Regions from separate parts of the Homo sapiens genome. Here regions 1 and 3 are each linked to region 2. Evidence: chromatin contacts called from ENCODE Hi-C or POLR2A ChIA-PET data. All regions are on one chromosome and are shown on one strand. Each heading gives the region's core, a stretch centred on a gene start or an enhancer-like site at or near the end of the contact. The rest is flanking DNA. Distances are from core to core; before and after follow the strand shown.

Region 1 (3,217 bases), core at 518-3,017, 210 kb after region 2:
CTGATTAATGGGTCTGCTGAAGAGCAGATAGAGTTCTTTAGAAATTCAACTAGAGTAGAATAATCTCAGTGTCAACTGCCATATTAACGTCAAGTAAAAGGGTCTGGATAAAAATGTGACTTTATAGCTCTTCCAATTCTGTGCACAAGGTAGCTGGTCTGGGAAGGATTACATTCAAGTAGGTGAAATGCACAGACTCTTCATGAAAGAAACCATGACATAAAAAAAAATCAACATTTCAGTTAAGTAAAGATTGCTTAGGTAGAGGTAAAACAATTTAGCATATTATGAAAAACTCCTTGTTGGCATTTTAATAGCCTTCATATTAAAAATTATTACTTCCCCTAAGGAGAAAGTTTTTAGCATGTCTTATGAACCTGGAACTGTAAGAGGTTTCTGGATTTTGGACAGAGGCAAAGCCAAGGATAGGTGAAAGGGATCAATATAGCTCTCAAAAGAATTTAAGTGCCACTAAGTCTCCTTGACTTTACCAAACTTCTAGCAAATGCCTCACAGTGATGTTAGTAAATACAGAACAAGTCTATCATTTTGGGAAAGTTTTCTTTTTAAAGACTATTATGGCACCAGAATTAATGCTTATGAAATTTTAGATGATGATTCAGGCAGAATGATAATGTTGGGTAAACGATTTTCCTCCCAACTTTGAGTCTCTGCCACGCTGGCCATCACACATATTGTATGGATCTGCCAACAGTACCTTCCTTTTCTTTCAGAGTAGAAAGATTAAATGAACTTCTTCCTAGCACACACAGATGGCTTATCAGTTGGCGGTTTTCTTCAAGTCCCTACTTGCAACTCCTCAAAACTTATCTAAAAATCATTACCAAAGCTGCAAATACAGATTTTCAGATCAGGAAATATTACCTGATTTATGAATCGTACACATGGGGTATAACTGACAAAGCCTCATCACTCATGATAGGCTCACCCGCTCTCCTTCCCTGTTCACAGCTCAAAAACCTCATTTAAGATGAGATTAGAACAACACAGCTTCATTAACCTTGGCAGCCTGGCAGATGGCATTGGCCTTCAACCCGGGACCAGCCAGTGAGCCTGGTGCTGGCTGCTGTATTGATCCATGTGTCATTCTCCTGAAAGCAAAGCTGCAGACTGAATTCCTTTTGGTGAAATTCCATTCCAGGCAAACACCTGGATTCACCCCAGTGATTGGACCTGTGCAGGCTTTTGTCTATCTTCTGAGAATTACTCTGCAAATGCTGGAAGAATCAGGGTTTAGGAAGCTCCAAATCCAAAATGAAAAATGAGATCTGGCATATGTGCTACAAATTGGAAAGACCTTACTGCTTGTGATATCCGTGGGCCCTTAATCAGAAAACTTTAATTTCCCGCTTCCCTTTTCTCTTGTTTGACTTTGGATTCTGTTTCAAAGTTTCTAAGTCAACAATATAATCAACTGAACTTAGAACAACTTCCTGCTCCTGACAGGAAGAAAAAAAGAAATCTCTTTGTTTCTCCAGTGGTTGGGGAGTAAACGAACCTCCCAGGGAAAGAAAAATCCTTTGGCTATATTTCTCTTGCTTGAGAAAGAGCAGAACAAGGAGGGTCTTCTGATTTTGAATCCGTTGCATACACTGGAGTTAAAAGTCGAGTTGTCTATAGCAGCCAGGCAGATAAGTGGTTACTGTTCACCAATCTATATGCTCCCCTGTATTTCCCAGTCTCCGTTGCAGTTAGCTTAGGACCATGTGACTAGTTCTGGCCAATGGGCTGTTAGGGGAAGCTTCTCGTATCACTTTCAGGTCAAGGTTGCTAACAGGGGGCCTGCCTTCTCCATCTCCTTCCTCTGCTGTAGTGACTTTGGAGGCCACATCTTCCATATAAGAGAGAGCTATCTGGCCTTTGACCTATAGTCCACATTACATAAAGTAGAAATAAATCTTCAGCATGAGGCCACTGAGATTTTCAAGATTTGTCTAGAGCAGCTGCTACTCAAATGCAACATCTTCAGTTGTATATTTTAGGATAAGACACACTTTATCAAATATAAAGACATGTTCTTCACTGTCCCAAGAGAATATTCTGTCTGCTATTATTTCTTAAATAAATTAACAATGATAGTAGTTAATATTTATTTTATACTCACAATGTTCCTTTATTATCCCCAGTTTACTTATGAGGAAACTGAGACACAGAGAGGCTAACTCATTTGCCTGATGTCACATAGTAAGTAGAAGTAGGGTTCTCAGATTTGGCAAATAAAAATACATGAGATACAATTATACTAAAAATTATTCATTATTTATCTGAAATTCATATTTAACTGTGTTTTCTATATTTTATCTGGCAACTCAACTAGAAGAGGCTACCAGATTTGGGTCCAGATAGTCTGACTTTTGAATCCACAAGCTTAATTATATGTTACCAGCTGCTTCTCAGACTATTTTTAGTTTTATATTTTTATTAAAAATATGGGTAAAAATTTTTCTTTCAATTCTATTTTTGAAAACAGACTGACATAAACAGAGCAAGCACAAAGATAAATAGCTACTGTGTTGGAGCTACAACATCAGACATACAACAGGGATTGGTGGGGACTGTGGCAAGTTGGAGATCATATACTTCATATACAGAGAGCAGTCACTACTATGCTACTATAGATAGTTGCCACGTGGGAACCCAGGCTTCTTCTAAAAGAAGTCAGAAATCTAGATTTTTGTACGAAATCTTCCCATTTTAAAATGCTGGTAACTTAAAAAAAAAAAAAAAAAAAATATATATATATATATATATATATATATATATATATATATATATATATATATATATCCCTTCATGGGTCTATACAGTTCTAGAGAAAAAGAAGAGCTCTGGAGGCCGAAATAAACTTGTAGATCATCAGGTTGTCATCTCTGTATTCACATGAAGAATCTTTTGAAGACACTGTTGTTATTTGTCTTTAGGTTGCTGGGAAGCCTCTATTTCTGCATAGCCTTCCTATGGAGGAACCAGTCCTAGGATTGCAATTTAAAACTCCAAATCATGATTAGGTATATATTTGATTTCAGTCAATGACTTATCTTTGTGGTTTGGATTGTGTTTTCAAGTCCCTACTTGCAACTCAAAGCTTCTGCTAGGACAAGACATTGCGCTAAGCACTATAGGACTATAGATAAGAGCAAGTTTCGATGCTCATCTTCTCTCCTATCTCATAAGTCAGAACAAGACAAATAGTACA
Region 2 (3,417 bases), core at 776-3,275:
GGGTAGGGAATTGGGGGCAGCTGTGTCCTTGCCCTCACTGAGCTTACTGATCTAATGAAAGGATGGGTACACATTTGGAATGGATGTAAGTTCTGATCTAACCTAGTCTGGGGTGTGGGTGGGGTCAGGAGGCATTTTTATACAAGGAAAAACTGAGCTAATAAAGAAAGGATCCCCAAACTAGGGTGGGGAGAACAGCATGTACAAAGCTTCTGCTGGGGATGGAGCAGGGTGGTTTAAGTCCCTGAAAGAAGGCCAGGGTGGCGGATCACGAAGAACACAGAGGACGGACAGAGGAGATGAGGAGATACCAGAGACCACATTCAGGATATTGATCTTTATCCTGTTGTTTAATATCATAATGTACTTTCTGAACATCCTTTGTATGTCAAGAAACATTTTTCTCTCTGTAGTGGGGTTTTTGCCCCCACAGGTTCTAAGAGAAAATGGGAGCAGAGCTTGTTACATCCCTTCTTAGGAGAAATGAAGCACCTCACTAAATCTCCTGACATATCAGGCACTCATATCTTCTTTTCAAGGATCAGAGCCTGCATTTCTTGCCTGAGGGCTTTCTTTGGCTGCTGGGGTCTTCTCTGCCCCGTGAAGCAGGCAAATGGTATCCTAGAGAGTTAATGCCCCCCGAGAACAGCCCTTAACCAATTGATAGAGGAGGTAGAAAGAAATTATTTAGGCAGATAGTGAGGGCAAAAGAGCCCTTGGCAGAATTTCTTTTCTAACAAAAAGCAGCCCCCAAAGTCATTCCTTTTCTAATAAAGAGCAGCATGAAAAATCTAGCTGCAAACATAGATAAAGCTGGAAGCTTGCACGGGGAAATGCTAGTAGCTCCACCAACAGAAAAGGGCTACCTGGGGGCCAGGCATGTCCAACATGGAGACTCCATCTTCCCTTTTTTTGTTGTTGTTACCACGTGTACAGTAATAAAGAAATGGGCAACATGGCTCAACTCAGGCAGAGAACCCACCTGCATAATAAAAGATTAGGGTGGAAGCTACCAGAGATTCTCTCCCTATAGAAATGGCACACCTGTTCTAACCAGTCTTTCATGGTGTATGTAAATCAGATACCACCTCCTCACCAGCTCATCTATAAAACCCCCTGCTCGTAAACTCACTCTTTGTGTGTCTGCGTCCTTGTTCTCCATGGGACAACAAACCTCATGTTGCCGTGAGACGACAAACCTCAGCTGTTACTCCAGACAACAAGGCCATTTCACAATGACTGATGGGAGTTGGCCTATTCATACCCCAGCTCATCTACATTGGGCTTCCACAGGCCTTTTTGTGTTTTTTTCAGTGGCAACTGGGGAGAGAGTTGGCTTTGATGAGTTCAGTTGCAGAGTTTGGACTTGGTTAAGATCCTAGGTGTTTTGACCTTTCTGAACCCAGCCAGTATTTTTTTGATCTTTAATCTCACTAAATATAATTGCAGAATATACACTCATTTAAGAATTATATTGGCTTCCATTTTCTATAAAAATGTCTAACTCATATGCTAGCGTATGGTCACTTTACACTCTTTTATGGGATTCCTAGATGGGCCAGTATCAATATTCTCCTTGAAATTATCAAGAACCAAATAAACAGATGCCAGATAGTCTGATTGGAACGAAAATCTTACTTCATTTGACAATTTTTTTCTGAAGGACTGTTACCTTTAAACCTTTAAACTAGTCCACATACGTGGTACAGCTAATTCTCTACATCCCATCTTTCACATTTTTCACTTGTTACTTTTGAAAAATTAGTGGAATTTTTCACGGAGATCAGATGTGAAGAAATCTATGGCAGGGTGAAATTTTCTAGTCTAGAGGCTGCCTTTCTATGAAGGTCTCATTTCCCTTCCTTTTTAAAAAAATTAGGCTGTTTTAGGGCGGGTCTCTGTGGGTGACTCAAATTAAAACCTTTTTAGTTTGGGAAGCTGAAGCACCAAGATATTTTCACGCTGGGATTACTTGTCCAGATGGTTTGAGCACAATTTTCTTGGCATGCTCGTAAGAACACAGGAATTTTCAGGGGAAACCAGAGAACATAGTAGTGGGGAGGGTAGGTGGGGGAGGGCAAGTCAGGGCTGAGAAGGCAGAAATAAGGTTTGGATTCCACCAAATGGCACTGACCAGCTGAATTGGAATCAGTCCTAGTTATAGTTGGCACGGGTACCCCTCTCTCCGCTCCAAGATCACGGACTTTCCCTCTTCATAATGGGAATTACCTGGCTTTCCTAACAGAGAACGGAGGGGGGAAGAACTATAGGGAAATTCATGGAGCTGATGAAGATAACGATTGAGGTGCAGCCCCCAAACCTCACCATCAGGAAAGCATTGGTCAACTCCTGTATGCATGCATGGGACACCGAGCAAGGTGGGGAAGGAGGGGTGTGAAGGGCAGTGTTAGGCCTGGAAACACAGCATGGGCAGGCAACTCTCTTTGATAGCGTCAGCAACCACTGCTTAAAAACACAGAAATTAAAAATGGCAGGCAGAATTCTGAGATGGCTCCCAAGATTTCCAGGACCTGATGCACACATACTTTCCGTGTATGTGAATCATGTACAGTCCAACGTGATTCCAGGTACTGCTGTGAAAGATGTACGCAGATGTCATTAAGGCCCCAGATTAGTTGATTTTAGGATAGGGTGATTATCCAGGTGGGCCTGAACTCATCACATGAGACCTTTCAAAGGAGAAGGTGGCAGAGGTGGAACTCAGAGAGCTGGGTCTCTGTTGACCTGGGAGAAAGCAGACACCCAGGTTTGTGAAAGCCTGTGGAGGATGTGGTGATGGACTGGGGTAGCCTATAGGAGCTGACAGTGGTACCTGGCTGACAGTTGGCAGAAAAATGACCTGCATACTTAGAAGAGCACCCAAAGCCCCAAATGAGAACCACAGCCCTGGTTAATATCTTGATTTCAACCCAGTGAAGCTCTGAACAGAGACTCCAGCTAAGTCCCATGAACAGGCCTCTCACCTACAGAGCTGGAAAGATAATATATTTGTGTTGTTCCAACCTGCTAAATTTGTGGTAATTTGTTCCACAGCAAAAGAATGATGAAATGTTATGACAATGGATAGGTGAATAGTGAGAGAGGCAGTGCAGCATGGAATCAAGAAAATGAGCTCTTTCTTGGCTTTTTTTTTTTTTCTTTTTTGAGACGGAGCCTCGCTCTGTCACCAGGCTGGAGTGCAGTGGCGCGATCTCTGCTCACTGCAAGCTCCGCCTCCCGGGTTCAAGCGATTCCCCTGCCTCAGCCTCCCGAGTAGCTGGGATTACAGGCACATGCCACCACGCCCGGCTAATTTGTTTGTATTTTAGTAGAGATGGGGTTTCACCATGTTGGCCAGGATGGTCTCGATCTCCTGACCTCTTTATCCACCCGCCTTGGCCTCCCAAAGTGCTGGGA
Region 3 (3,440 bases), core at 76-2,575, 200 kb before region 2:
GTGCGAGCATTAGATTCCACACAGAAGGCTCCATAAGACAGATCGGTATGAAAAGTCAGTTTGGAGAGCTGCTGCCATGTTCGCAGTGGGTTTAAGACGTGTCCCTGGTCTGGATCCAGAGGAAGTTCAGCAGGCCTGTTCTCAAAAGTGGTGATGGTGAAGGTAGGGGTGGATGCATGGAGAGGGCACACACATCTTGCCTCCAGCAGGCACACTGGCTACTCCAGCAGGCACAATGGCTATTGCTATGGCCAGAAAGTAGGAGACAGAAGTGGCCCACAAGGGTTGCCATATGGATGGGTGAGTTCCTGGTTAGGATCCTCACAGCAGGGATCTCAAGGCTCAAGGGAGACCAGTGAGCACAAAAGGCAGGAGGGACTTAACACCTGCCCAGCAGTTCCAGTCAGGCCTGGGAATCCCACTCTTGCTCCTGCTTAGAGCAAGCAAACAGGAAAAACTCAAAATTCATCTCATTTTTTGACCATGTCTTCCTGACCGTGAGCCTGTGTCAGTCCTGTCTGAGCTAGCCTGCGTGTGTGTTTTCAGCTGTTCAGCATTTTCTGTGCTCTCTGCAACCAAACTTGGATCCCGACTCCCAGTCAAAAAGATGGCAAGAGCTACGCTCCAGGAATCAGAAGGCAAAAAGAATGTAAAGCTGCAAGTGCAGATTTCAGTGGTTTGGAGAAACAGCAAGAGTACAAGTCAACATCAAGGAATTATTTTTACTACAGCAACTGTTCTCCTGAGACTTGTTCTTCCTGTATTTAACCTTTCATTCTTGGGGTCGGAAAGAAACACACATTAAAACGCCAGCCTCGTACGCGGAGTACATTCGCAGCTAAACCCGGGCACCAGAGCCCTTCTGAAACAACAGAACTATCTTCCTGTAACTGATTATTCTGATTTGTAACTGAACCAACTTATACTCCCTTCTGATTAAATGCATGTCCTCCAAGAACCACATAATGAGGCAACTCTACGGTAAATACTGTGTGTGGTTTCAGCAAGAAATAAATTGCATCCAGCAGCTGATCTGTAACCACGGGCTGGGGTTTACTCTGATCACAGGAATTACTCCCATAATGAAGAGTACCTCCTGGCTTCCTTGTCCTTCATGAAGGAGAGAAAAAGTTACAAAGACAGTCTTACCGCACACGAAACTCTCTGGTGGCACAGAGAAAATGCTCTGACCCTTCAGTGATTCTGGGTGGGCACAGGTGGCTGTCACAAAGGCCTGCAGCATCCTGCCAATTAGCCACGGGGGCAGCCACTTCAGCTGGCAGTCACACAGGAAGCTGTCGCTGCTGATATGGCTGAAAGAAACACAACAGTGGATGCTTCAGGTGCAGCCGCAAAGGAGGGACACTCCCTTCACACACACAATGATCAGTCGCCTCCAATCAGCTTCTCAAGTGAACATCAGCAAGCTGGAAGGGGGAAATGGTTTTTCTCACACTTCCTCTCCAATTTCCCAGGGCAGTGCATATAACCCACCTGGAGATTTTGAAAAAATGCAGTTGCTGATTGGGTGGGTCAGGAGTGGAACCCACGACTCTGCTAACAAGTTCACGTATCATGCTGGGGCTGCTGACCCAAGGACCGCAACTGGAGCAGCAGCAACGTGGAGCTTATCCATGCCATGTTCTGGGACAGACACTGTTCCTGTGTGACCCTGGGCTGCCTTCTGACCTCTCCTGACCTCTGATACATCCAACAGTGCTATGCTGCCACCATCCCCCCTCTGGTTTTTCCCACTTTCCTGATAAACTACTTGGAGCTTCCAAACTCGGCCTGAGACTTTGATCCAAATTCTGCAACAAGTTCCGAGGAGGGCTCTTTTGCCTCATGGCTGTTCCTTTTCCATTTGGCAAAGCTGCATGTTTTCTTACTTCCAAATGTAATAAGCCCCGTCACTGTGCCACCCTCTTGTTTGTGCCTTGATCTTTGCACCAGTATTCTTCAGGGGGCCGGCAGAATTCGGCTCTGCTCCCTAAATAGTGCTTGTTAGTTAATTGCCACTGCCCAGGGAGCATGAGAATGCACAACTTTAGCTTTGTGGGGCTCCAACCAAAACAGAGAATATTTTCTTTTTCATTTCTCAGCAACTAAGGATAAGCTTTTTAAACAGAAATCGGAATCGCCATCTCAGCGGACATTCCTTCCTGAGGAGTCACTTGAAGATAAGTCAACCAAGAGTCTAGCTGCCTTGTTCCTGGAAGACCTCAGAGCTGTGAGCTAAAGAATGATGGCTGGCCCACGATAAGGGAAGACTGGGAAAGAGAGCACACAGGCTTCCCTGCAATACACTGTCTCTGGTACATGGTGACAAACAGGAGGCACAGGTATGCGCAGAAATTCCAAAAACATCATGCAGGCCAAGAGCACGACTTTGGCTGCCTTCTCCACCCACCACTGTCCTCAGACATCAACAAAGCAACCAAATGGACTGGCCTTCCATTTTCTTCTGTTTCTCTCCAGATTTCTAATGAGCAGAGAAACTGTCACAGCAAGGAAGAATGAAGTGTAAGCAGATGACCCAAGGCTAAATTAAGTAAAATCCACTCTTCCTCATGTTCCCCATCACCCCTAGATGAGTTGGGCATCTTATTAAAATAATTATAATTTTGGAAAGTGCTTTTCCAAAAACAGAAATAACTTATCTCAAGGCCATTATAACTGGGATGCTGGCCCATATTAGATCTTAAAATCAGCATGAGAGTTTGCATTTTTATTTCACGGGCAGGTAGCGTTCTGCTGAGAGCCATCTGGAGGGCTGTCCTACTGTGGAGTCACTGCAGGTGGCGGAAGGGCTGTAACGGCCATCCCTGAGGAAATGGTCAATTCCCATGCAGTGTTTGGGGAGGGCAGCTCCCAGGAGTGCACCCTGCATGGGGGTCAGGGCTGGCTGCGCCAGGCATGGGGGGAACTCAGCCTGGATGGAGAACTCTCCGCTGTCAGAAGCACCTCCAGCTCCCCAGCAAGAGGGCACTTCCGTGCAGTCAGGCAGAACAGCCTGGGCACTGTTCACGAAAGCCTAGGAGAGAAGGCTGGGCCATCCCTGTGCGACGTTAAGCATTTGTGCAGGACACAAGGACATATTCCATTTGAACCACAGGAACAAACGGGAAAACAAATTTGACATTTATCTTTGATCAGACACATGTAGAAAGGGCTAAGCCTCATCCTACACACGCCCTGGACGTGTGGGGCTAACGCCTTTGAGGATTTCCTACTTCTTCCACCATGAAACCCACCTCAGACAGGAGGCCAGACTCCAGGAAGACAGTGGGTACTCAGGGTGGAGACAGCATGTTCCTAAACAGCAAGTTAGGACTGAGAGGATACATGGGGAGGGCCTGGGGCCAGGCAGTAGCGAGGATTCCAACCCCTAGGCTCTGCAGGCTCCTGCCGCCCTTCTTCCACCCGTGGAGAGCACAGCG

The links. Hi-C counts contacts between places; a loop is a spot of excess contacts on that map. ChIA-PET counts read pairs that join two places held with the same protein, here RNA polymerase II (POLR2A). Pooled maps may share reads with other maps.
Region 1: a map of IMR-90 shows a loop between it and region 2 (2.4-fold over the local background). The contact joins two enhancer-like sites. A Hi-C loop is called at or near these places in 3 of 168 maps with a recorded cell type or tissue (IMR-90, astrocyte of the cerebellum and chondrocyte) and 2 of 50 pooled maps. POLR2A ChIA-PET finds 5 or more read pairs at or near these places in 2 of 52 experiments (AG04450 and HEK293T).
Region 3: a map of endothelial cell of hepatic sinusoid shows a loop between it and region 2 (4-fold over the local background). The contact joins two enhancer-like sites. A Hi-C loop is called at or near these places in 5 of 168 maps with a recorded cell type or tissue (aorta, endothelial cell of hepatic sinusoid, naive thymus-derived CD4-positive, alpha-beta T cell and 1 more), 13 of 37 single-sample maps with no recorded cell type and 5 of 50 pooled maps. POLR2A ChIA-PET finds 5 or more read pairs at or near these places in 2 of 52 experiments (BJ and CD4-positive, alpha-beta memory T cell).

The regions. Positions count from the first base shown.
Region 1 is chr3:66,808,049-66,811,265 of GRCh38, forward strand. The region is part of intron 2 of LOC105377144 (a long non-coding RNA gene); the gene reads right to left. Among named protein-coding and RNA genes, the nearest start is that of KBTBD8, 190 kb to the right of the region's middle. Within about 2 kb of position 1,768, at least 3 of the 41 ENCODE cell types and tissues checked have a DNase peak (open chromatin) inside an H3K27ac peak, as active enhancers do.
Region 2 is chr3:66,596,331-66,599,747 of GRCh38, forward strand. The region is part of intron 1 of LOC105377141 (a long non-coding RNA gene); the gene reads left to right. Among named protein-coding and RNA genes, the nearest start is that of LRIG1, 97 kb to the left of the region's middle. Within about 2 kb of position 2,026, at least 2 of the 41 ENCODE cell types and tissues checked have a DNase peak (open chromatin) inside an H3K27ac peak, as active enhancers do.
Region 3 is chr3:66,392,891-66,396,330 of GRCh38, forward strand. LRIG1 (leucine rich repeats and immunoglobulin like domains 1) reads right to left here. Exons shown (of 19, transcript NM_015541.3): 12 at 1,150-1,313. Among named protein-coding and RNA genes, the nearest start is that of LRIG1, 110 kb to the right of the region's middle. RefSeq lists an enhancer at 718-767. Within about 2 kb of position 1,326, at least 9 of the 41 ENCODE cell types and tissues checked have a DNase peak (open chromatin) inside an H3K27ac peak, as active enhancers do.